Linked DNA regions of Homo sapiens: region 1 is linked to region 2. A link is an interaction called in ENCODE POLR2A ChIA-PET data of the cell type or tissue named here. Cell type or tissue: Panc1. All regions are shown on one strand. Links, peaks and the distances in the headings refer to the core of each region. The heading gives the core; the rest is flanking DNA.

The links. Peaks named below come from ENCODE experiments on the same cell type or tissue, not always from the same donor. Only the 100,000 strongest peaks of a DNase experiment are listed, where the experiment ranks them.
Region 1: POLR2A ChIA-PET joins it to region 2 with 13 read pairs; 2 of 35 experiments call an interaction of 5 or more read pairs at or near these places.

The regions. Positions count from the first base shown.
Region 1 is chr11:40,449,822-40,460,102 of GRCh38, forward strand. The region is part of intron 3 of LRRC4C (leucine rich repeat containing 4C); the gene reads right to left. Among named protein-coding and RNA genes, the nearest start is that of LRRC4C, 1.0 Mb to the right of the region's middle. In Panc1, for the core only: no CTCF peak of the experiment used is centred there; no DNase peak of the experiment used is centred there.
Region 2 is chr11:40,509,368-40,519,648 of GRCh38, forward strand. All of the region lies in intron 3 of LRRC4C (leucine rich repeat containing 4C), which reads right to left. Among named protein-coding and RNA genes, the nearest start is that of LRRC4C, 950 kb to the right of the region's middle. In Panc1, for the core only: no CTCF peak of the experiment used is centred there; a DNase peak (open chromatin) is centred at 4,978.

The sequences.
Region 1 (10,281 bases), core at 1,154-9,153, 59 kb before region 2:
GAAAGCAAAACAGCATTAAAGTTCAGTGAAAGCTTGCTATCTGGAGAAATATATTTTCAGGTAAGGGGAAAGCTGTCCAGAACTCACCCTGAGAACATGAGGAGTGTGAAATTTAAGTTTAATTTCCACTTTGGCAATTACGTTGGGTGTTCAATAAAGTCTGGTTAATTATCCTTAAAGGCATAGTGATTTTAGATTAGGTAGTATTTTTTTAATGCTCCACTAGCTGTGTTTATCATCAGTCATAAAATAAAACCAATAATGTATTGTTATTATAGCAATCCCTCATTATTATATGGGCAGGTATAGGGCAAAGGTCATGAAGAAGACCCACTCACTAAATATGCCCTTCCCTCCCGCATCTCCTCTTGTCAATATTTATGTTTGATTAGTTAATATATATGTTCTTCATTCTCAGTAGTGGTAACAGACAAGTTATTGATGTAAACAGACTTCTAGGCAACATATTTTGTGTTTATGTGTTAAATAGTTTTGTTGTTAATTATGATTAAATAAATATATCACTTTTCCTTCTAGAACAGTAGGAGAAAGTGTCTATGACCTGTGTGATATGTGTGGATTTCTATATTATAGCTCATAGGTAAAAATATTTATTATATTATTTTTGATATAAACAGTGGCTATAAATACCAAGGAAACAAAGACAACAATGACCTTAAATGATTAGCCTAAAATTATTTTTTAAAACTGAAATAAGGGAACAGGCTTTCTGATGCATATGTAAGTAGGAGTGTACTACTGTTTCCTTAGTGCTATAATCATTTAGCAAAGCCCAGGCTTGGAGCCTGTTAGAAAGTATTACACATTATACAATTAGAAATATTATAGTTATAAGGCCTTAAAACATTCATTAATATATTTAAAGAATTGGAATCACTCCCTGTGACATCAGTTTACCTATACAACAAACTGGCACATGTATCCCTGAAAATTAAAAAAAAAAAAAAAAGAACTGCGCATATAAAGTATGCTCTCTAAGCCCAATGTAATTAAATGAGAAACCAGAAAGAGAAAGAAATTTTGGAAATTCGCAAACATGTGGAAGTTAAACAATACACTTCTACGGAACTAATGGATCAAAGAAGAAATCATGAGCAAATTAGATAATATCTTGAGGTAAGTGAAAATGAAAATACAACATACCAAAACTTATAATGTAAGAAAAATAGTTATTAGATGGAAGTTAATAGATGTAACTCTCTCTATATATATGCATAATATATATATTTATACAAATCTTTAAATCAGTAGCTTATTTAACAATGAAAAAAAACCTAGAACAGGAGCAAACTAAACCCACAGTAAGCAGAATCAGAAAATAATAAAGATCAGAGCAAAAGTGGATAAGTAGACAGTGAAAAATAATAGAAAAAAATTAGTGCATCAAAAGCCAGCTGCCTAGAAAACAGAAAAAAATTGATAAGCCTTTAGTTAAATAACCAAAACAAAAAAGAAATAAGACTCAAATTACCAAAATCAGGAATGGAAGAGTGACATTACTATTAGCCTTACAGAAATAATGACTTTTTTTTTTTTTTTTTTTTTTTTTTTTTTTTTTTTTGAGACAGAGTCTCACTCTATTGCCTGGGCCGGAGTGCAGTGGCCTGATCTCTGCTCTCTGCAACCTCCGCCTCCTGGGTTCAAGTAATTCTCCTGCCTCAGCCTCCTGAGTAGCTGGGACTACAGGTGTGTGCCACCATGCCTGGCAAATTTTTGTATTTTTAGTAGAGATGGGGGTTTCACTATGTTGGCCAGGCTGGTCTCAAACTCCTGACCTCATGGTCCACCCGCCTTGGCCTCCCAAAGTGCTGAGATTACAGGCATAAGCCACTGCACCCGGCCAGAAATGATTTTGAGGGAAAACTATGAACAACTGTATGGTAACTAATTAGAATACTTAGATGAAATGGACAAATTTGTAGAAACACAAACTACTAAACCGACTTAAAAATAAATGGAGGGGAGTAGAGTCAAGATGGCTGAATAGGAACAACTCCAGTCTATAGCTCCCAGTGTGAGCGATGCAGAAGACGAATGATTTCTGCATTTGCAACTGAGGTACCAGGTTCATCTCACTGGGGATTGTCAGACAGTGGGTGCAGGACAGTGGGTGCAGCACACAGAGCTTGAGCGTGAGCCAAAGCAGGGTGAGGAATCGCCTCACCCAGGAAGTGCAAGGGGTCAGGGAATTCCCTTTCCTAGCCAAGGAAAGCGGTGACAGACAGCACCTGGAAAATCTTGTCACTCCCACCCCAAAACCCCATCTGTACCATCATCAAAGACCAAAGGTAGATAAAACCACAAAAGCAATGGCAACAAAAGACAAAATTGACAAATGGGATCTCATTAAACTAAAGAGCTTCTGCACAGCAAAAGAAACTACCATCAGAGTGAACAGGCAACCTACAGAATGGGAGAAAATTTTTGCAGTCTACTCATCTGACAAAGGGCTAATATCCAGAATCTACAAAGAACTCAAACAAATTTACAAGAAAAAAACAAACAACCCCATCAAAAAGTGGGTGAAGGATATGAACAGACACTTCTCAAAAGAAGACATTTATGCAGCCAAAAGACACATGAATAAATGCTCATCATCACTGGCCATCAAAGAAATGCAAATCAAAACCACAATGAGATACCATCTCACACCAGTTAGAATGGTGATCATTAAAAAGTCAGGAAACAACAGGTGCTGGAGAGGATGTGGAGAAATAGGAACACTTTTACACTGTTGGTGGGACTGTAAACTAGTTCAACCATTGTGGAAGTCAGTGTGTCGATTCCTCAGGGATCTAGAACTAGAAATACCATTTGACCCAACCATCCCATTACTGGGTATATACCCAAAGGGTTATAAGTCATGCTGCTATAAAGACATATGCACATGTATGTTTACTGCAGCACTATTCACAATAGTAAAGACTTGGAACCAAGCCAAATGTCCAACAATGATAGACTGGATTAAGAAAATGTGGCACATATACACCATGGAATACTATGCAGCCATAAAAAATGATGAGTTCATGTCCTTTGTAGGGACATGGATGAAGCTGGAATCCATCATTCTCAGCAAACTATCGCAAGGATAAGAAACCAAACACCGCATGTTCTCACTCATCGGTGGGAATCGAACAATGAGAACACATGGACACAGGAAGGGGAACATCACACGCTGGGGACTGTTGTGGGGTTGGGGGAGGGGGGAGGGATAGCATTAGGAGATATACCTAATGTTAAATGACGAGTTAATGGGTGCAGCGCACCAGCATGGCACATGTATACATATGTAACAAACCTGCACATTGTGCACATGTACCCTAAAACTTAAAGTATAATAAAAAAATGTTGATTGGAATCTCAATTCTAAACTTGCCATGGAGCCAGCATGGGCAAATAATTTAACTTTTCTGAGTTTCATTTTCTTTAAATGTAAAATGAGAATGTTATTTTTACTTCAGTGCTTTTGAGAAAATAAAAAAGTAGTGTATACAAAAAATAAAAATAAAAAAATGGAAAATCTAAATTGTCCGATAACAACTAAAGAAATTGAATTAATCATTTTAAAACTTCCCGTGAAGAAAAGCTCCAGGCAATACAGCTGGTGAATTCTATCAGATATTGAAAGAAATAATTAATACCAATTCTTATGTATTAATACAATCCCAATGAATATAAAACTCTTTTAAAGAAACAAAAGAGAGGAGGACATTTCTATCTCATTTTATGATGCCAGTATTACCCTGATACCAAAACCACAAAAAGGCATTCTAAGAAAAAAAAAACAACTACGGACCAATATCCCTTATCAGTAAAGATATAAAAATTATCAGCAAAATACTAGCAAACCAAATCCAGGAATATATAAAAAGATTTGTATATGCACATTATATGACATGTTCAGAATCAGAAAATCTATACAGAAAGAAAGAAAAATAGTGATTGTTTAGGGCTTATGGTGGGGTGAGAAATCACTGTACATTGGTACCACAATTCTTTCTGGGTCATGTAAATGTTCTCAACTTAGATAGCAGTGTTGCATAACCCTATGAAATACGAAACCCATTGAGTTACACATTTTAAATGAGTAAATTTTATGATATGTGAATTATATCTCACTAAATAAGTTAAAAATAGTATAGCTACAAACAGCAAAGACCTGTAGTTGAGTAAGGTTATCTGTCAATGAGCAGTGCTAAAAGGGGATCCATGAGATTTCCTGCATCTTCTATCTTTAACACTTTATTCTTTTCTGACTTGTCTGTGGTATTTGGAGAATATTTTCCTAGTGTTTCCCCAATATAATTATAAAATGACCACTTGATTAAAGTTTTTTTTTTTTTTTTTTAACAGTGAGTCATTTGTTACCAACAGTTGTAAGGTAGGTGTCATGCTGATGTGCAACTTACCATAGTTAAAATATGATTTCAGAAAAGATTGAATAATATCCCTATAATCTTCTCACTCTCACTCACTTGTACTGTATTATCTTTTCAAATATGAGAGCTATAGAATATGTTGAGTTACAGGTAGTAAACTTAGAGAATTTTTTTTTTTTGTATTCTAACACTTCTCCCTCTGCTTTTAGAGTAAAACTCTGACATCTTCGAAGTGCTGAGAAGAGATATCTGCTCATCTTTCTAACTCACTGCCTTTATCTTATGGCACAAAGGGAGATTTATCTGAAAGATAACAGTCGGAAGGAAACTTGTGCGATTCAACAACTTCTTAGCTCTCTGTTTTGGACTTGTCTACTTTGACAGTGTATGAATTTTTTTTCTGATCGTTATTTTCAATGTGGTAAACACAGCTATGTTAAAATACCTATGCCTTCTACATCCATATCTGAATATTCATTCCTCTCTACCCCTGCATTGGGGCTCAATGTAATGAAGTAAATATTTCTCATTTACTTTTTCAGGTATACATCTAATTTTCAGACACCTTTATGGGTGAGCTGGTTAAAAGACAAGGCTTCAGGTGGGAGTGAAGTTGAGAAAACCTTTTTTTTTAAATCCAGTATTTATTCTCTACTTAGTTTTTATCAGTAATAAAGCTTACATGTGTTTCCTGCTTCAGTTTTCAGATAGTTCCAGAATGGGAGGTATAAAGTGGGATGTTATTCATTATCCTTTTAAATGGGAGCAACACGTCAGAAATAGCCCAAAGCCTTGGGCATACTATGCATGAGAAGGTCATCTGTCATGTATGTCACAACAATGAAAACAGCACAACTGGCTTCAACCAGTTGTCCACACTTGAAAAGAGTAAGTGAGCGCCAAAATCACACCAGGTGAAAAATCACACCCCAAAATATAACTTGCCTGGGCCATAAGGGAAATATAATGCTCCTGAAGCCCATATTTAACAACAAAGTCATGCAGAGTGCCATTTAAACAGCATGGCTACTGCCTTTGTACAAAACGAGGTGCTCACTAGTTCCAGATGGAAGCAGGCTGACATGCTGCTTTTGTGTCCATCCTCACTCCTGTGTCCCTGCTCTCCAAGGATAGGCATCCATCTGTCCAGAATTATTTAACTAGAGTTCTGCCCAGAGGCAGGAAGCTAGGCAACACAGCCAGACTTATGTAATATTCCCAAAGTGTACTTCTACTCTGTTGATTTCAGTGATAGCTTTGAGATACCACAAGAGAAGAAGGGAAGGTGAAATGGGGGGCAGCTAGTTTCCTATTTCCCGTGTGCTTAATATTCCATGCTTGAATTGTTCATCTGTCCTATTCTCTTTTACCTGAGTCCTAATTTCATTTCACATTCCCAATGACAGAGAGAAAAAGGTCTTTCTATCACCTTTCCCTGGGCACATTCTCTTTTTGCAGACATTGTTGCCTTCAGAATTCATCAAAACCATGTATGTGTCTCTGCTTTAAATGTCCCTTTGCAACTCTTTATATTGGTGACATTGGTACCCTTACCTCAGACCTATAATTGAAATAGATAGCACAGAACTGTATTGTGGGCATATTTTTTTCTCTCTCTCTGTGTTGGCCAACTCATTTTATCTTCAAATTTTAAACTGCATGGAGATGAATATTAATGGCCATATTAGTATGTGAAAGTGGCATTGAGATTGATACACGGTAAATGTTCCAATGAGGAAGTGTGGAATTGCCTGTCTCTTTGATTAATTCCATGTTCTCAATACCTAACTAGAAACTCTTGAGACCTACATCTTTTGCCTTTATTCTACTGGCATATGACTTCCTCTCATTGAGAGGCTACTTGGGAGAAAAATGCCTACAAAATGGCAGAAGAAACCAATATATGTCACCAATATTAATCAACCTCTTTAGCGTATCAGTCCTCTTTAGCTCCTCTTTAGCATATCAGTCATCAACTAAGGATTTTGAGAAATTTGAGAAAAAGCAAGAAGCAAAATCAACCTGAAGAATGTTTAATTCAAATTAAATTTATCTATATGTATATTGTAGCAATTTATTAAATGCCACAATGCTATCTAAAAACATATGAGATACTAAGAATCCAAATTATGACTGTAATAAACATTTGAGTGGAGTCTTGAATCTGATTACCTAATTGGACATCTTAAACATAAAAGTCAAGGAAATCTCCCAGAATACAGAGCAAGAAAAAAAAGTCAAGGAAATCTCCCAGAATACAGAGCAAGAAAAAAAAGTGACAGAAAATATGGAAGAACTCAATTTAGAAGAATAGATTGAGAAGCTTCAATGATTTCTAAATGAAGTTTTACAACAAAAAATGGAGAAAAGAGAGGGAGAGAAATAATAATAGAAAAAAATGTTCACAAGTTAAAGAAAATTCCGTCTTTAGATTGAAAAAATTCTCTCCAGTGTCCAATAGCATCAGCAAATTCAAATCTGTACCCAGGCTTATGTTAAAGAAAGCTTGGTATTGTAAAGATAATTTCAAGTTTTTAGAGACTGTATGGAAAGCTAGGAAGAGGACAGTTTGTGTGACCTTGTACAAAAAGAAGGAAGAAAAGGAAAGGAAAGGAAGAAAAAGAAGGAAGGAAGGAAGAGAGAGAAAGAGAAAGAGCATGGAGATAAGGGCGGGAGGGGAAAAGGAAAGAAAGGAAGGGGAAAAAAAAGAAAACTTGAATGGCTTAAAATTCTTTAAAAATTATGTGTGCTATACAGTAGTTCACTGTCCTTCGAAATGCAAAGTAATTTAGAACCTGAACTCCTAAATCTAGTTAAAATGAGGAGATTTTAAAAGGTCAACAGCTCAGAATTTTAGCTTTCCTGTGTATTTCTTAAAAAAGAAAAAAAAAAAAGAAAAAAAAAACAGTTACTTGAGGATATACCTCAGCAATTTTTTTTAAAAAAAAGAATCTCAAAGAACACAATCAAACAAATCACATGTTGATTGATATGAAGTAGAGAACAATTATAAAAAAATTTAAAAATTACAGAAAGGCAGAAAGATATTTTTAAGAAGAAAGTATACCCATCAAAGAGTAATAAATTCATACCCATTGTATAAATATAAAATCAAGAGCAAAAAAGGTTTTAATTGTATGATGAAGGTGTATGTATCTATTAAAAAGAAAATCTCTCACACTCAACTAAGTATTGCTTACTACTAAATTTAGAGTCTCCTTTAAGGCAGGGCACTTGTATCATTTATCTTTGCATCCCAAATACCTGAACATTTAGTACACACAAATGGCTTTTGTGCATTTCGCAGTTCCATTTTTCCAATCAAACTTTCCTTCCCATGTTTATTCTCCTAGGTGCACCATCACCTCTGGCCCAGAAAACTGAGAATGAGAGTTAAATTCAGTCCTTTAATAGTTTAATAGCTGCCAGAGAATCACCAAATACTGTTATCTCCACCTGTTAAATAAATCTGCAATTTGTTGAGTCTTTGATCTCCACTTTCCTAGCTTGGACACTAAATACTGTTATAAGAGCATCTTAACTAGTCTCCCTTCCTGATGGCTCCCCTCCTTCAATTAAGTTGACTATTTCTAAGAAAACATTCTATCTTGTATAGTATGAAATTTTTTATGTCATATTATTGCAGAAGTCTCTGTTTTTCTTGCAGTAGCCATTCTCCTTTTCTTCTACAGCAATACAACTCAAATTCTCACCTGGTTATGTGACTGAGTAGAACAAACATTACCTTTCTAATTCCTTGCCCAGATAGATGTAGTTACATTCTGCCTAAAGTAATGTAGATAAAAGTGGTTTGTGCAACTTCCAGGAAATATATTTAAATGGCAGAGAATGTCTTTCTTTACTCGTTTCTGAAAGGCTAGGAGGTATTATCTTTTCACTGGAATGGACAAGATAAAAAGTTGTAAATCATACGGAGAAGATGTTGAATTTGGGTCTCTGATGACAATAGAATCCTTGTTACCAGCCATGGACTGCCTGTGTGTGTGTCTGTGTGCGTGCATGCACACACATGTGTATGTAGAAATGAACTACTATCATATATACGTATAATCATAGTAAGTCTGTCATGCAATTCCATTATGCCTATCTATATAAACCCTTGTAATCCTGTAATTCTGTGAGGCAAATATTTAAGACAATCTAACTGACCTACTGAAAAATATCCAGACTCCTTCAATGACCATCAAGTAATTCATAATTTCTCTTAAATCTGTCTTTCAAACATCATAAAATACTAATTCTTGTATTCTTGCCACTGCAACCATTCACCATTTCTTCTTTTTCTTCATCATCCGTGAAGTTTCTCTGTTCTTTCTATAACCTTATTCTCTGTTCAGTTTCTCCTAAGTCTTTGGTTTTCCCATCATTCTCAGGTTAGTATTTGATGGGGAACTTGAGCAAATATAAAATAGCTTTTCTCACCTAAACTTGTTTTCTTTTGTAGGCAAGGATTCCAACAGTCTACTGAAAGAATAAGAGAATCTAGAATTTCAAATCACTTTGGAAATCCAAAAATCTCATAGGATGTCAACCCCTCTTAAATGTTACTGTATTTTAATATATTCACCTTCACTTGGCTTCAAAGAGTAATAAACTCAGAGAGAATGTTTTCCTAGGTTTTTTATTTGTATATCCTACTACAATATGTCTTGCTAAGAGTGGATATAGTTAATCAGTTAAGTTCTTTGGAAATTTAAAAGGAGGAAGATAAAAAAAGCCTAGATAAGCAGATACAGAGATAAAAATGGACACACATACATGCATATACAGAGATAAAATGCACACACATACATGCATACACATGAGGGTATTTAACATATAAATGTATTATGCTCTTCATGTTGATTGTCTCTAGACCTGGGAAAACCAGCTACTGAGTACTTTCTAATGACCTTCCCTCTTTCATATGCATATACACAATCATTGACTTCTATTTTATAAGTGTTCTCTTATTCAATGTTTCAATACTAACTTCCTGTTACTATTGAGTCCAAATTCAAAATTTGATGAATACACTCCAATTACATCCAATTTGGAAGCAGTATGCAATTTATTTGAAAGATCTACCACTTTCATTGGCACTCATTTGCAGCATCATTGTACTCCTTCCCATTTGCCAGAGCAGTGATCGTCAGCACTCAGGAATCTGTCAGCCAGCTTAAGGGTGCCCATCTCAGTCAGAGGGGAAAAATGACAAAAGGAAGCATTATAACTTATTAAATGATATTACAGACACTGCCGTGCTCTAATCTGTAATTGAAAATAATTTCCAAATCACACAAAGAATGGCCTCCTGTGAATTTTCACACCTTCAAATTCAGATCCAGTTTTAAGACATTTAATGATTACATTATAAAGCCAATTCATCCAGCCAGAAAAGCTGCCTCTCTCCATTCTTAGAACCGGAGCAGATACATTAGAGACAAAGCAGAGCCCTCACGAAAGAAGAACAAGGGTGATGACTCACAAAGCTCTATTTGGGAGTCTGAATTTGGGGAGAATCTTGCTGCTGTAGACTGATGTCCACCACACAAAGCCATCACAATGAGGGGTCCTTGTTGTTGGTGCCACAGAGCAAGAGCAGCCACCTGTGTGCGTGCTGGCTACCTTTTCGCCCCTCAAGTTTTGCTAGGTGAACTTTGAAACACATCCATGATGCAGCACGATGTTTGCATTATGCCTGCAAAAGCTATTGAGGATTGGATATAGACAAAAGCCTTTCACTATCTTTGGCTGACAATCAAGTTCCTTTTAGCAACAATGCAATTTTTCAGGGTGTGGTAAAAGCTAAGAACAGAAAGCAGCAAGACAATTGCAGCAGTCATATTGAGAGTTAGACTATCCGGGGTAGTTTACTCTT
Region 2 (10,281 bases), core at 804-8,803:
ATGGATACAGTTTATCTTCTACATGATTCTCTTTTCCAAATTTAAATTTATTTTGCAATTGAAGAAAAATGTAAATGATAGTAAAGCCCTTAAGATTTTACTGTATGCTGGTTTTTAAAATTTTTTTAATTTTTATTTATTTATTTTTTTTTGCGAAATGACCAATGAGAGAAAGTCTATTTTCACTTGTCATGGAACAATGCGGTATGTTATGTTTTCGGGACTGCCTTCTTTAGTGCATTTCATAGTGCCTAGTAATATTGGGTACTGATTAAATACAATTTTCTGATTTCTGTTAATTTTGCGTAGCATTTTTTATAAAAAAGGGAGATATTTTTGATTAAATAAAACTTTATCGTGTTTCAAATTATTACACAAAGCTGAATAAGCAACCATTTATTTGAAACAGTGAGGTAATATAACATAGGCAACTATAGTTATATATTTTGTGTGTACTGAGTGTAATCTTGCCAGTTGGCTAAAAATACGTCACATGATGATTAAAAATAATCATGGCAGGTTGCTATTGGCTCCTAAATGATTCACAAAGCTCTTGTCCATGGCAGCGGAGGGAGGCAGTGTGCAAGGCAGTGGATGTAAATATAACTTTATTGAGTGCTTACTGCACTTTAGGTCAGGTAATTTACAAGTGCCATCTTCAGCTTCAAAAATAGTGCTTTTCCACTCCAGTTATGCACTGGAATCACCTCAGGGGTTCTTGTTTTACATTTTAATTACTTACATGACAAAAGCTCGAAATAAGTGTCTGACATAGAACCCTGCAATCAATATATATGTATATTTATTTATATATCATATCTATGTGTATATATCTATATGTATTTATATATATATATCTCATATATATATATTTCTTAAAGTTTCAAATAGTTCTGAACTACTGACCTAATATCCCTATGAGAAGCATTGCTATTCCTTTCTTAAACAGAAGTAATGTGTATGAGATGGCTAAAATAACTGGTCCATGTTCACAATGCCAGCAAAATGGGTCTAGTTGATTTCGTAACAAACACATGTGCATACACCATAAATAAAATGTTTATAATAATGACTATTTTACTCAATATTTCCTTTGTGACAGGATATAACATCTAAGTACAATAAGAATCCTGTAAATTCATTATATAATTTCAAAGATAAATGAAGTCAGTGAGGATAAGTATCTTGCCATTAGCTAAACAGCATAAAAACAGAAGAAAATTACAGGTTCCTCTTTGTTGACAGGTACTGCCTCTATCCGCAGCAAAATCATTTTATATGTGATCAGAGGTCTCAAATAAGCCTAAATAGCAACTCACAATGTGAGTGCTTGAAATCTGGTGACCTTGTCACCCACCTAGTTGCCTCAGTTGATATACATGGGAAAACCATTGCAGGACTTTGAAGAGGAGTAGTATATAGAGAGTCTAGAGAGATGGCGAAATAGAATAATACAGCCCCTGAACTCAAGATGACCCTTGTGAATAACAAGAGGGAAATAAAAGAAAGAAAGATTTGGATATTGGGCAAAAATTTTTGAAAAAAACTGATACTTGCTAGATTTTGAAGGAAAAACAAACTGTTTCTAAGACACAGGCACTCCCAGGAAAATATTCTTAAAGTAAGAAATGGTTTCAGAGGGCAAAAATAAAATCCAGGTTGAGGAGAAAAATCCTCTATTAAGCCTTATTGTAAGGTGTGCCTCTTAGGCAATATCTCTTAAATAATAAAGGTTATAAGAAATTTAAAGGCATCTTACCACAGCAACCTCAAATGGGAGAAGTACAGGATATTTTGTCTACAAGAATTATAATTTGATACACAGAAAGCCCACAATGGTTTTAAAGAAATTATATGAGCTCATACTGAAAGTGACAGAAACAGTACAAAATGAAAAGAGGCGTATGACACCTAAATGACTCCGTTCAGCAACTGACCTGTAAAAACTACTTATCTACAAATATAGGGTACATTTTATGACAAAGAAAAATGGCCTAGAAGCAGAAATCAAGAGCTCAAAGAGAAGGGCCATGAGATGCAAAAGATAATTCATAGGAAGCAGAATTGAACATTAATCTAGGAACTAAAATTGCTATGGACCAGTGCCTACTAAATGCTTCCAGTTTGCACTATAAAATGGGAGATTTTCCACATTTCTGCACAGAACACATTATGAATTCAATGTAGTGAAGACTGAAAGCAGCACAGTGCCTGGCTTGATATCTCATATGTTTTGCATAACTGAGTATTCAGGAAGAAGGAAACTTGAATAAGGCAGCATTCTCTCCAGACTCGAAACTGAAGCACCAGCAGGGAATGCCACACTTAGTAAATGATAAGTACAGCAAAGAAGCAAGATTGGAGAAGAGTAATCCAGAAGAATTGCTTCTGGGCACTTCTGAAAAAGTTTCTGGAGACCCTAGAAATATTGGGAGAGTGGGCTATATTTTGAAGGGGGCTGAGGCCTTTCCATCAGTAATTTTGGCATTAACATAGTAAAATTTGATAATACACACAAAAGTGACTATTGTAGTATATACAGGCTAGTGAAACAAGAGTTAATATAAATTACATGCGTTTTCAGATGTACTACATATACAGAATTTAGAGAATGATACTTCGTTTTTATTCTTTAGCATGTATTAGTGCAGGATGAGCCTGACAGGTCCAGAAAAAAAGAAAAAAAATCCATATAGGCCTGACCCTGATACCTTGCCCTATATCCTAAATAGCAAGAATCCAGTCATGAGGAAACTACACTAATCTATAAATTCTACATTTTTATTATGCATCTTATTTTTCAGTTATCTATCGGTATGTAACAAGCAACCACACTTAGCCACTTAAAAATACAAAAATTAGCCAGTTGTGGTGGTACACACCCGTAGTTCCAGCTACTCGGCAGCTGAGGTGAGAGAATTGCTTCAACCCTGGAGGCAGAGGTTGCAGTGAGCCGAGATCATACCATTGCACTCCAGCCTGGTCAACACAGTGAGACTCCATCTCAAAACAAAAACAAAAACAAACAAATGAAAAAACCAAAACCAAAACAAAACAAAATAAAAACAATAGCTACTGTGTTGTATCTCACAGTTGTGTGGGTTGCTTGGGCACAGAGGGGCAGTTATTTTTCTGGTCTCACTTGAAACATCTTATGTAGATATCATCAGATGGTGGGTGAGACCAAAGTCACAACCACAGGCATGACTGAGACACTGGGAGAGCTGGGCCTCATTCCTTACCCATGTAACACCAGAGCATCTCCTCTCCATATGGATCATTGACAATATCTCAGGGTTTCCGAAAAGCACAAAAGTGAAAGCCGCTGAGCCACCTTAAAGATCAATCCTAGCCGTGCAAAATGCCACGTCTGCGAAATTCCACTGATAAATCAAGTCACTTTATCAAAATCAAGGATGAATTCAGGAGACAGGTATCATTGGGAGTCGACACTTTGAAAATCAGCTACCACACTGCAGTAGCTGCTCTGTTTCAGACACTGAGATAGGCATACAAGACTAAGCACACTCCTGTGTACTAGGGACACCTGTAGTCTAGAGTGGCAGACAAATATTTATTTTTGAAAATCTACTGTAACAAGGCTGGGCGCGGTGGCTCATGCCTGTAATCCCAGCACTTTGGGAGGCCGAGGCGGGCAGATCACGAGGTCAGGAGATCGAGACCATCCTGGCTAACACGGTGAAACCCCGTCTCTACTACAAATACAAAAAATTAGCCAGGCGCGGTGGCATGCGCCTGTAATCCCAGCTACTTGGGAGGCTGAGGCAGGAGAATCACTTGAACCTGGGAGGCAGAGGTTGCAGTGAGCCGAGATAGTGCCACTGCACTCCAGCCTGGGCGACAGAGTGAGACTCCGTCTCAAAAAAAAAAAAAAAAAAAAAGAAAAGAAAGAAAAAAATCCACTCTAACAATTCTTCCAAGGAAGAAGTACTTTTTATATTAGTCAAGGAGTTCAGAGAAGCCTTCTTGGGGAAATGAAGCTAGACTTAGCCTGAAGGATAGATGAGAATAAGCTACATTAGACTAGGGAATGGGATAAGCACCCCAGCAGGAGGAAATCACACAAATGCAAGCCCTAGCAAACCACAGACTAGCAAAGCACAGTGCAGCTGATAAGTACACAGGGCTGCAAGCTGGAGAGGTGGATGAGAGCCTTGCTTTGTCTTCCTCTTAGAGCAATGGGAAGCCACTGAAAGCTTTCAAAATTAAGGGCCAGGGCAGGGTTGCATTTTGAAAAGACCTCTCTGATGCAGTGTGGAGAGTGGATTAGAAGGGGTGCATAGAGGACAATTTATTCCTCCTGAAGGATACTTTACAACTCTCCAGGATAGAAGTGAGTTTTTTCTATTTCCTATATCTTAGCATTGCTGGGTTCATGACAGACAGACCCTTACAGAAGTACTTTCATTTCTTTTCTAATCAGTTTTTTGGCTTCCATTTTCTTTTTTCTTACTCAGATAAAAGTGATTCTGGATTCAAAACAACTCACAGGAAAGGGTGATAGAAACCAACCAAATGAAGTAAAGTATATCTTAAAAGGCAGGCAAGACAAAGAGCCAACTGTCTCACCTTAAACTCTCAGTTCTCTCAGAGAATCTTCACTTCCACTATGAATCCTCTTGGAATTGCTACTAAGGCAAATAGTAATATGTTCTTTTTTCTTTCTTTTATTTTCTTGAAACTCAGGCCCTAAAGCATTCTTATCAATTTACCTATTCCAGCAAAACTATGTGATCCTTACAGTAGAGTGACAAAGACCTGGGTTCAAACCCTTGTTTGGTTGGGTAAAATTGCATACGTTCATGAACCTCTTCTAACTTCAATACTTTTATTTAATAACAAAATTAAGAGGTTAATAGTACATGTCCAAAGTGTTGCAATAAGTCAATAAGATGATGCATGCAAAGGGCTTAGCACAGTGCACTACACCCTAGTGGTAAAGTGATGTTGTTTGGAGCCAAATCATTCTTGGCTCAATTCCCAGCTCTATAATTTATTAGCTCTATGGCCTTGAGCAAGTTATTTGCTGTGTTGAAGCATTTTTTTTCTTATTTGTAAAATGCATATAAACATATCATTTTCTGGTGTTTTTATGAGGATTACTTGAAAAAAGCCATACAAAGTACTTAATAGAGTAACGGGCATGTAGTCAGTGACTGGCTATATGGTTATTGCTATCATTATCAGAATTATTGACACTCAATAAATTTAATTCGCTTCTTATTTTATCCTTTATTTTAATTATTTTATAAGGATTTTCCTTCCATCTATTGTCTTCTTTGCATAATTGCCATCAACCTCCCTTATATGTTGTTGTGTAGTTCTCTCTCTCCTCCCCACTTTCTTCTATCTCTTCTCTCAAAATGTAGACAACCAAAACAGGGAAATAATAAAAACCAATACAATCATCTAAAAGTTTGAGAAGTTAATTGTTGGCAAGAAGTTTGTTAGAACACAGAGAAAAAAGCCACAATTTCAAAAATTATCAAACCAATTTAATTCTTGACATGGGACTAGAGTTTTATAAACCTACCTATCTCATCTGTTCCCAGTGGACACTCAGAAAACTTGATACTAAACTAAAACATCCACACCATATCTTTCATAAATAGCCTGTGGAGTACCTGTCAACCAAGAAGTGAAAATGATTCAATTTTTATGGGGTAAGATCTTTGAATTTACTCTAGATTCAGATATTTCATATTCTCAAACAAAACGACTTTCATCTATATGTGCTACTTTGGTTTAGAGTCTAAGTTCCACAGTGAACAAAACTGTCTTGTAAAATTTAATTAACATGTAAAAATAAACCATGTATTTTTTCACCTTTTCCCTTATATCAGGAATAAAAGAGAAACTTAGCAATACTAAGCATATTCTTCTTTTATTACAAAAGAACAGTTGTTCTGATACACATTTGTCGAAAGGAAACCCTCAGAATTTTTAGTTTACTAATAGAATTGGTAGAAACTGTAAGAAAATGTTCAAAATATTTTAAGTGCACAGTCAGGAAAGAAAAACTTTCTTTTCTATATGTGAATAATTATATTGTCTAATCTTACTTAAAAACTTTTTAGCTCAGATTTTAAAATTACATGTTACATAATATTAACCTACTCATGATACACATTTTTATCCCATGGAGCAAGTTGATGTGATTGATCTCTGGAATATTATTTGACTTCATGAAGTAGACTTGTCCTCTATGCTTCTAAGAGTAGATTTCTAATTTTGTTCAGTTTTGTTGATATCTGTACTAGACTGTAAGACTTAGTAGGTTAAAACATAAAGTAAAATAACTCCAATTTTGTGTAATAACATTTTAAAATGCAGTAAAATTTCCAACAATTATTAAAAATCAGGTGTTTTTCCTGCTTAAATATTTTAGCCATGTTTGAGGTGAACCAGTTAGTCCTCATGAAGTACTGTGGCCAATAAAGGGGCTTTAATATGTATGATATATAAAGAATGTACTTTCATGATTAAGTATACTATTAAATTTATGTAGCTTTGTTCATGTGATTGATTAAAATCCCTTTTATTTTATGATAGTGCATATGAGAATAATCTTGTTAACTCAGACCCTATTCATTCAGAATGCGTGATAATTAAAAAGAGGTTTGAGATTATATCCTCAGTTACATGTGAAGAAATCTTTTGCTGAGCATGGGGTATGGGGGAAATATTTTTTTTCTTTTTAAATAATATTTGAGAAAGCAAATTATTCCTAATACTATAGTGGCATTACTTGCATTATGACATTAATTGATAATATTAAGTGCTGTTAACTTCCATTGGTATGACAAATGTTCTACATATTTTATTTATGTAATCCTATAATCTTATAAGGTAAAAATAATAAATTTCAGTTAAAAAATTTAAAAATTCTCACAGTTTTCACTAATTAAGACTAAGAGTTTATTAAAAGTCATTCTACAAAGTTTAGAAAGGCACTTTATTCCAGCTAGCTTTCAAGGCTCATTATTTTCCAACTCCACTACCAAGTCTCCTATGTATGAACAAGATTGCTAAACTAGTTAAATACAGAATTTTAAGCAGGATGATGAGTGCCTCTGCTTGGTGCTGTTAGATATTTTTAAATACCCTATGCATTTGATTGGTTTATGTCCACTCTCTGTCTCTCTTAAGTTCTAAAGAAGGAGATGGTAGCATAGAAAGAGTTTAAAGCAAACTAGGCACATGGCTAGGGAATATTTCCTTTTTACTTCTTTCTGGATAATTTTGTATGAAATCAACAAAGCACCATGCAAGAAGTGAAACAGAGGTATTCAGATAAGGACACAAGCATCTCTGAGAATCCAACCCAATTTTTCTTCTGCATAAAATTACCTCTAAAATGAACCTAAAAATAAATACCCAATGTAAAAATATGGTTGGAGTTGGCATAGGACCCTTTAGCCACATTTTAATTATTCCTTAGCTTTATATGAAAATGAATCTTGTTTCTAACTCAGAGGGGGATGTGTCAAAAGGTGTCAGTTAGGTTCTCTGCACTATTTATTGGAAGCCTACACTGCACAGAGCATTGTACAGAGCAGGGCATTGCCGCTTATATAGGCCAGAATGAAAGGCTGGTTAATCACTGCTTATCACTGACCAGTATGGAGCATGGTTATACAATGGTCAGTTCCTATTCATACTGGTTCTGGCTTGACTTTCTCTGATAAGCAAGATTAAAGTCTCAAATTTAATGAAATAATGTATTACCTCTGGACATTTCAGGATGCCTCTCTCAGAGGCACAATCTTGAGAGTCATGGACACATATAATTTACTGGCAGAAAATACAATATGCTAATGTGTATGTGAAATACGGAATAACATAATACTATAATTCCCATCTTACATAGATATATGTCAATGCCAAACACAGTGAAACAAAAAGAGGTTCAATCGATGACTTTTCCAGTGTCCTGTTTGGCAACATTACTCTGGAAGGCATTGATCCAGGAAAACAGACTGTCAAATAGGAAAGGAAAATGATGGTAATTTGGAATGTTTAGAAACACTGAGGCTAATTAAGAGGACAGCGGAAATTTCACAAGGCTAATTACACATCTGCAAAGGCAGAGGTTGATAAGTTTCTCTCCAGCCTTCTCTGTAACTGGATGCTTCAAGAATAACACCCCCTTTTTAGAAGATCCAATCAGACCACACTGACAGGACTGTGAGAACCCACCCATCTCTATACATGTGTTCTGTCTTTAAGAGAAGCCTTATGGTGGTTTAGGCACTGGAATCAACATCGTGAAAATGGCCATACTGCCCAAAGTAATTTATAGATTCAATGCTATCCCCATCAAGCTACCATTGACTTTCTTCACAGAATTGGGGGGAAAAAAAAAAAACTACTTTAAACTTCATATGGTACCAAAAAAGAGCCCGCAGAGCCCAGACAATCATAAACAAAAAGAACAAAGCTGGAGGCATCACACTACCTGACTTCAAACTATACTACAAGTCTACAATAACCAAAACAGCATGGTACTGGTACCAAAACAGATATATAGACCAATAGAACAGAACAGAGGCCTCAGAAGTAAAACCACACATCTACAATCATCTGATCTTTGACAAACCTGACAAAATAAGCAATGGGGAAAGGAGTCCCTATTTCATAAATGGTGCTGGGAAAACTGGCTAGCCATAAGCAGAAAAGTAAAACTGGACCCCTTCCTTACACCTTATACAAAAATTAACTCAAGGTGGATTAAAGACTTAAATGTAAGACCTTAAACCATAAAAATCCTAGAAGAAAACCTAGGCAATGCCATTCAGGACATAGGCATAGGCAACAACTTCATGACAAAAACACCAAAAGCAATGGCAACAAAAGCCAAAATTGACAAATGGGATCTAATTAAACTAAAGAGCTTCTGCATAGCAAAAGAAACTATCATCAGAGTGAACAGGCAACCTACAGAATGGGAGAACATTTTTGCAATCTATCCAATTGACAAAAGGCTAATACCCAGAATCTACAAAGAAGTTAAACAAATTTACAAGAAAAAAACAACCCCATCAAAAAGTGGACAAAGGATATGAACACACACTTTTCAAAAGAAGCCATTTATGCAGCCAACAAACATGAACAAAAGCTCATCAGTAGTCATTAGAGAAATGCAAATCAAAACCACAATGAGATACCATCTCACAGCAGTTAGAATGGCAATCATTAAAATGTCAGGAAACAACAGATAATGGAGACGATATGGAGAAATAGGAACACTTACACTGTTGGTGGGAGTGTAAATTAGTTCAACCATTGTGGAAGACAGTGTGGCGATTCCTCAAGGATCTAGAACTAGAAATATCATTTGACCCAGCGATCTCATTACTGGGTATATACCCAAAGGATTATAAATCATTCTGCTATAAAGACACATGCACACATATTGCGGCACTATTCACAATAGCAAAGACTTGGAGCCAACCCAAATGTCCATCAGTGATTGACTGGATAAAGAAAATGTGGCACATATACACCATGGAATACTATGCAGCCACAAAAAAGGATGAGGTAATGTCCTTTGCAGGGACATGAAGCTGGAAACCATCCTTCAAAGCAAACTAATACAAGAACAGAAAAGCAAACAATGCATATTCTCACTCATAAGTGGGAGTTGAACAATGAGAACACATGGACACAGGGAGGGGAACATCACACACCAGGGCCTGTTGGGGAGTGGGGAGCTAGGGGAGGGATAGCATTAGGAGAAATATCTAATGTAGGTGATGGGTTGATGGGTGCAGCAAACCACCATGGCATGTGTATACATATGTAACAAAACTCGACGTTCTGCACATGTACCCCAGAACTTAAAGTATAATAAAAAAATCAAATAGTTTTTTAAAAAAGAGAGAAGTCTTATGAAGTAGAAATCCTGGCTATGAAATCAGACTTATGGGAGATTAAATATTAGATAATGTTTTCATTAACATATGACCCCCAGATATTAAAATGTAATGTTTCATTACAATGAAAGTATAAGTTTAAATAAACTTTACCAAAGACACAATGATTTCTTCTTAGGTGCCTTCTTTCCTTCAGCCTTACTAACCAACCTCTTCTAGCTTCAAACTTTTCTTCTGCTGCTTCCTCCTCACCTCTCTTAGCCATATAAACTAGAAGCGAATTAGTACCTTGCTCTGAATTAGGCTTTGTCTTAACGGAATGTTGTGGCTGATTTTATCTTCTATTTAGATGACTAACTGTCTTCATATTAGCAATAGGCTGTTT